2 separate regions of the Homo sapiens genome follow, and region 1 is linked to region 2. A link is a contact called in ENCODE Hi-C or POLR2A ChIA-PET data. All regions are on one chromosome and are shown on one strand. The core of a region is the stretch at or near the end of the contact, and the rest is flanking DNA. Distances in the headings are between cores, read along the strand shown.

Region 1 (2,785 bases), core at 78-2,577, 51 kb after region 2:
AAGTGTCCCCAGGGACAGTTGCAAGGGACTGATCTCTCTATGGTTCCCCCAGCCACAGGAGGAATCAAGAAGTTTTATTTCCTCCCATGTATATCCTGAGGCTTGAAGGTCCTGTCGTTCAGGACACAGTTTGAAGGAGGAAGTTGAGTGCTGTTCCCTGTGGTATGACCCCTGCACTGAAGACTGACCAGCAGAAGTTCTAGCCTGGTGCTGGGTTCCATAACAAATCTGCTGAAGTTCCGTCTTTGCGTAACGGAGGCTACCGTCTGTTCCTGAGCACAGGCTGGAGAGAAGGGTCTTCGCCTCTTCAGCCAGGCTTAGCGCTGGCAAAGAAAATGAGCTTCTTTATACCATGACCCTGAGTAGTAGAGACAAAGCCATTTCCTCCAGTCCCATAAGAAGTGGCACAAGAGGCAGCTCCAAGAAAATGGGCATTTTAAAAGCATGTGTGTTTGTGTGTTTCAGTTGCTTGAGAAATAACTTCCAGGTCCTTCTCAGGCATGCTACAAAGCTAATGCCATGGGTGATTCAGCCTGAGGACGGCAGTGCTGTTGCCCTTCCATAAGCTCCTAGAGCCATGACAATGTCCTCCCCCAGAGGTGCTGCAGTGAAGCCCACATTTGGAAGGCAAGACACACTCCTATGTCACACAAGCTTTCAGTCATGACACAGCCTACCTCACAGCTGAGGTGCCTCCAACCCTGTATTCACTGGAGTCGTTCAGGTGTGTGTTCTGTGAAACTGATCAGCCTGTTTAATTTGGAACTTGCCTATGATTGCCCCATCAGCCTATGTTATTCTGGGCTTCCAACTGTACATTTCAGATCCAGTTTTCACATGCCTGAGAAACTGTGTTATGAGACAACTAAGATATTTAAGAACTTTTATAAGCATTTTCACTGAACTCGCAAGTTTGCTTAGAGCAGTGGTTGTCAAGGTAGGATCCCTTGGCCTAGGTGTGCCAGCATTGCCTGGAAACTTGCTAGAAATATACATTCTCAGGCCCCACCCTAGAAACCCAGGGGGAGGAGCAGCAATCTGTGTTTTAACAAGGCCTTCCATTGATGATTCAAGTGTTTGGAACCACTGGCTTCACCACGGTGGGGGAAGGCAAATAGATACACATATGAAATCTCTCAGTATCATCTGAATGTAGAATAATTTTTCCCACTAAGCAAAAGCCAAGCTTCTTGTGTTAAAGTAGGAAATGAAACATAGGGTTGAATTTCACTTCATGGATCTTCGTCAAATCTGTTTCTCTTGGAGCAGAATTCTTAACCAGGCAAATAAAACAGAGCAGAAAATGCCCTGGGGGATATTTTAAACACCCCATTGTTTTTGGCACAGGAAGACATAGTCTTTACCTCTCAGTTGCCTCCAGGCAGCTCCTGTCAGACAACTCAATTAGACTGATGTGGGAAGCCGACAGGTTTGCGGTTTATCTCTTCCAATGCTGGCTCCAGCATGACCATGTTCTTTCTTTTTTTGAGACAAGGTCTTGCTCTGTCACCCAGGCTGGAATGCAGTGGCGTGATCACAGCTCTCTGCAACCTCCGCCCCCTGGCCTCAAAAGATCCTCCCTTCTCAGCCTCCCAAGTAGCTGGGACCACAGGGGCATACCACCACTCCCAGCTAATTTTTATATTTTTTGTAGAGACGGGGTTCCACCAGGTTGCCCAGGCTGTTCTCAAACTCCTGGGTTCAAGCGATCCACCCTCCTTGGCCTCCCAACTGCTGGGATTACAGGCATGAGCTATCATGCCTGGACCAAGACCATTTTCAAGATCTAGTAAGAAAGTTGGTGAAAAACGACAACCACATAATCTGTGTCACAAAGACAGATAAAATACTTTCCAGTTTATCTGGTCACCTCTCACTGAAAACAGGGATGCTGCTTGACACACACAAAGATTTTCTTGGTAACAATATCGAATACCATGACTGGCAGCTCCCTCTGAGAAAAATGGTAGGTGAAATAGAAAGCTAACCTATCTAATGTTTGTTTCCCTTCTTTTTCTCATTAAATAAAAAAGCCAATATTACAAATACTAACTCTGTCTTTCAGAGACTAGAGAATGTTAACTCTATTTCAGAAACCTGAAGATAAGGTCTTCCCTTAGAAATCTGCCAATGGTTTTATGGTTTTCATCAAGGAACCAGTGGCCTGGTTGAAAACTTAGCAACTTGAGAGACCTTAAGTCTCTCAAAGGATATAAAATCCCATTTTGTCAGAAATACCAGACTTGTTCAACAAAGATGTTCAGTTTTTTAAAATATGAATAACATTTGAGTTCTTATCTCACGTCTGATTTCTTAATTATTCAGTTTAATTAGTTGCTATTTAATAATGCTAAAACTAATCAATAAAAAGAAAGGGGAAACTGTAATGTTGCTGTCTCCACCATTATTTAAATATAAAAGAACTGTCTTTCAATGAAGTTCATAGGATTAGTTTCCAATTCTTATTTTTCTTGAAAATCCATTTTTTGGTGGAATAATGTTGTTATGTAGTTTGCTAAATACTTGCTTTTTTATTAAATTTAGGAATGGTTCTTAAATGTTTTATATTGAAATACTTATCATTTTTTTCCTATGCCCTTGAGGTGATGTGTTATATAAATTGATTTATTAATATTTAATTATCTGTACATTCACAAATAAGGCATATTTGGTCATTTATTATTTTGCTGCATTGTTACACTAGAGTTATTATTTAGCATAGATTTTTAATATCCTATTATAAGTGAAATTGAGCTGCAGTTTCTAATTTTGCATTCTTTTTGTT
Region 2 (2,832 bases), core at 159-2,658:
GATTCTGGAAGAAGGAGAGACTAGATTTGGGGAAAGAACCATCTGTCTCTGCAAAAGGCCCCAACTTTCCTTCAAAAACTTATTTTCTATTAGGCCTTTGCCCAAACTTAACAACAGATATTTATGTAAAACTGCCTATGTGCCAGGCACTCTTCTAAGTGCTTTACATAGAATCCTAACAACAGTCCAATGAAACAAGTACCATTATCATCCCCATTTTATAGATGCAGATGCTAAGAACTAGAAGGATGAAGAAGTCCAGAGAGTCTCAAAACTGCTTGGGATTTATATCAGTACCTCTAGGAAATGTGTTAAAATGTAAATTCACATCCTCCAGGATTAGGCAAAGTAACTAAGAAAAAAGAAAATTGAGGACTGACAAGAAGACCAAAGGTGGAACCCTGAGAAACAGCAGCTACATTTATGGGACAGATGGAGGAAGAATTGACCTCAGGGTGTGGTGTGAGAAGGTAGCAGGAGAGCCAAGGCAGGGTGCTGTCTTGGCCATTCAGGGAAGGGTGTTCAAATAATGAGGTCACGTCAACCATTTCAGGAAGGTATTGGGAAGTGTTTGCTGGGATTGGCAATTAGCAGGTCACTTACAACTTTGTTGAGAAGAGTTTTAGTGTCGTGCTGGGGAAAGAATAATGGTCTCATCCTCAAATACCTTGTAAGACCCTTGAAGGAATCTCTCTCTCTCTCTCTCTCTCTCTCTCTCTGCGTCTGTTATCTTTGACCAGGCTTATACACAGTAAGTGCTCATTTTGCTGATTTTGCCATTGCTGACAAAGATAATGACATTCTACTATTGCTGTTATGAAGTCAAGAGCAAAAGATGGTGTGTATGTGAGTTGAGATTTCGAAAATATGGGTGCAGGAGGCAATTACCCCTCAATTTCAGTTAGGTAGGAAAGGGGGCAGGCAGACAGAGCTTCCTGCATTGCAGAGAGAGATGACCACAGGATGCCCCATAGACAGAGACCAACTCTACTCAGCCAGAGAGAGAAACTGCAGTTCTCCGATAGTAAATGCAGTTGTCCCCTCTTATGGAGACTCAGCTGCCAAAAACTTAGGTGAAGGTTCAAGGTCACTGTGAACCCAGGGCCACCCTGAAATGCTGTCCATTTGTCTGCCTCTAGTCCTTTTTCGGCTTCTAAAGTCCAATCATTCTTTGCCCTTATAACCACTCTGGTGTGTCTTGGAGAGAAAACACAGTTCTTCACGGTTTGCCAGTAGTCGAGGGAGGAATCTGAAAGCTGACTGTTTCTCCCACAGCTTCAGGAGCATTAAAACTTCAAAAGAGGAACTATTTATGCTGTCATTACCACAGCGGTCACTTCTGCAGGATTTCTTTCTCTGATGCAGCACTGGTTGGACACACTTGGCCCAGGGCCGAGAGGGGAGAGGAGGGCGTTACAGAGACACTGAGTCATCCTGCCTCCTCCACGCCCTCCGCAGCTGCCCCTCACTGCACTTCCTCCTCCTCCTCAAGTTAAAGGTCAGCCTCTCATGCTCGTGCCAAGTTTTGCGAAACACACATACGCCAAAAAAAAAAAAAAAAAAAAAGGCTTCAGAAAGGGTAAATTTTTTAACATGAAAAGAAATAAGGAAAGCCTCCTTCAAAAATACATGCAAAAATAAGTAATCCTTCCCCCATACTACTTAATAACTCCAGAATGATAAAAATTTTCCAATTGTGAATATGTAAGGAATAAAATAAAAGGAATGAATGCCCCACTGTGTTAATGCAGCCCTTTTTAAAATGATCCTAATTTCTTCCAGAAGGCTCTGGAGGGTAGATTGCAAGGTTTGTCTTAATATAGAATTATTCCCTTCTCTCCGCTTGTCTTTAGAACCAGTGTGAACATGGTGATATTTTACAGTTGGCAACCTGTACTTCGCTGCTCAAAAATGCTGCATTCCAAGGGCTACAATCATGCATTGTGCATTTGAAATGCCTGTTGCTAAGAACAAATATCAACCCCAGGACGACCCCACTCAGCAGATCGGCCAACTCCCGCACAGAGCTGTTTCCCGACCTCTGGTCAGAGACAGGAAGCCCATTGGACCCTAGGCCCAGGCAAGTGCGGAGGGTTCCCAGGCAGGTGACATGGTAAAATGTAGACGACTAGCTCTCTGTCTGTCTTCAGGATAACGTCTGCCTCCCACCCTTCCTGGTCCCAGCTTAGGAATGTATGCAGCCCTTTTATGTGCATTGCCAGGAGGCTTGTGAAGTAGATTGGACAGAGGTTTTACAGCATTGTTCCTATTTAACTGATCAAGGACTGAACCTTGTAGTTTAACAACATGAAGTTGTACGGGAACAACTAAGCAGTTGCTGGACTAAAACCCTCAGCTTCCGAATCGCAGCCCCATTAAACTCACTTCCAGCCCCGTTGTACCCTCTTTCCCCATGAGGCCGCCCCAGTGGTGCTGAAAACAGGGACTGACCTGGTTGCAACGGGAGCCTGGGGTCCTGTTCTTTGCATGTTCCCACACTGCCCTTAAAGGCTGACTGCCCCGTGGGCACTGTACATCTGCAGATCACTCGCTTTCGACATTCAGAGACCTCCATCTCATGGCAGGGTTGCCCGTGTCCACACCTCGCACTTCTCCCATGCCACTTACAGCCTGTTTCAGATTAGTTTTAACAATTGTTTTCTGGAGATTTTCCAAACTTTCCTCAGCCAAACAATCAGGGAAAGGGATAGGCCTGGCGCCGTGCAGAGGAATGGAGCCCTTCCCGCCCTGGAGCCACCTCCAACAGAGGCAACTCCGTGTACGGTGAACATTACCCTAACTGGTGAAAGTGATGATGTTCAATTATGTTGT

What was found. Hi-C counts contacts between places; a loop is a spot of excess contacts on that map. ChIA-PET counts read pairs that join two places held with the same protein, here RNA polymerase II (POLR2A). Pooled maps may share reads with other maps.
Region 1: a loop to region 2 is called in a map of PC-9, with 6 times the contacts of the local background. The contact joins two enhancer-like sites. A Hi-C loop is called at or near these places in 14 of 168 maps with a recorded cell type or tissue (B cell, PC-3, PC-9 and 10 more), 11 of 37 single-sample maps with no recorded cell type and 15 of 50 pooled maps. POLR2A ChIA-PET finds 5 or more read pairs at or near these places in 2 of 52 experiments (PC-9 and activated B cell).

What each region holds. Positions count from the first base shown.
Region 1 is chr13:40,452,389-40,455,173 of GRCh38, forward strand. The region is part of intron 5 of LINC00598 (long intergenic non-protein coding RNA 598); the gene reads right to left. Among named protein-coding and RNA genes, the nearest start is that of LINC00598, 27 kb to the right of the region's middle. Within about 2 kb of position 1,328, at least 8 of the 41 ENCODE cell types and tissues checked have a DNase peak (open chromatin) inside an H3K27ac peak, as active enhancers do; they include PC-3, PC-9 and ascending aorta, where a contact is called at or near this core.
Region 2 is chr13:40,401,148-40,403,979 of GRCh38, forward strand. All of the region lies in intron 6 of LINC00598 (long intergenic non-protein coding RNA 598), which reads right to left. Among named protein-coding and RNA genes, the nearest start is that of LINC00598, 78 kb to the right of the region's middle. Within about 2 kb of position 1,409, at least 25 of the 41 ENCODE cell types and tissues checked have a DNase peak (open chromatin) inside an H3K27ac peak, as active enhancers do; they include PC-3, PC-9 and ascending aorta, where a contact is called at or near this core.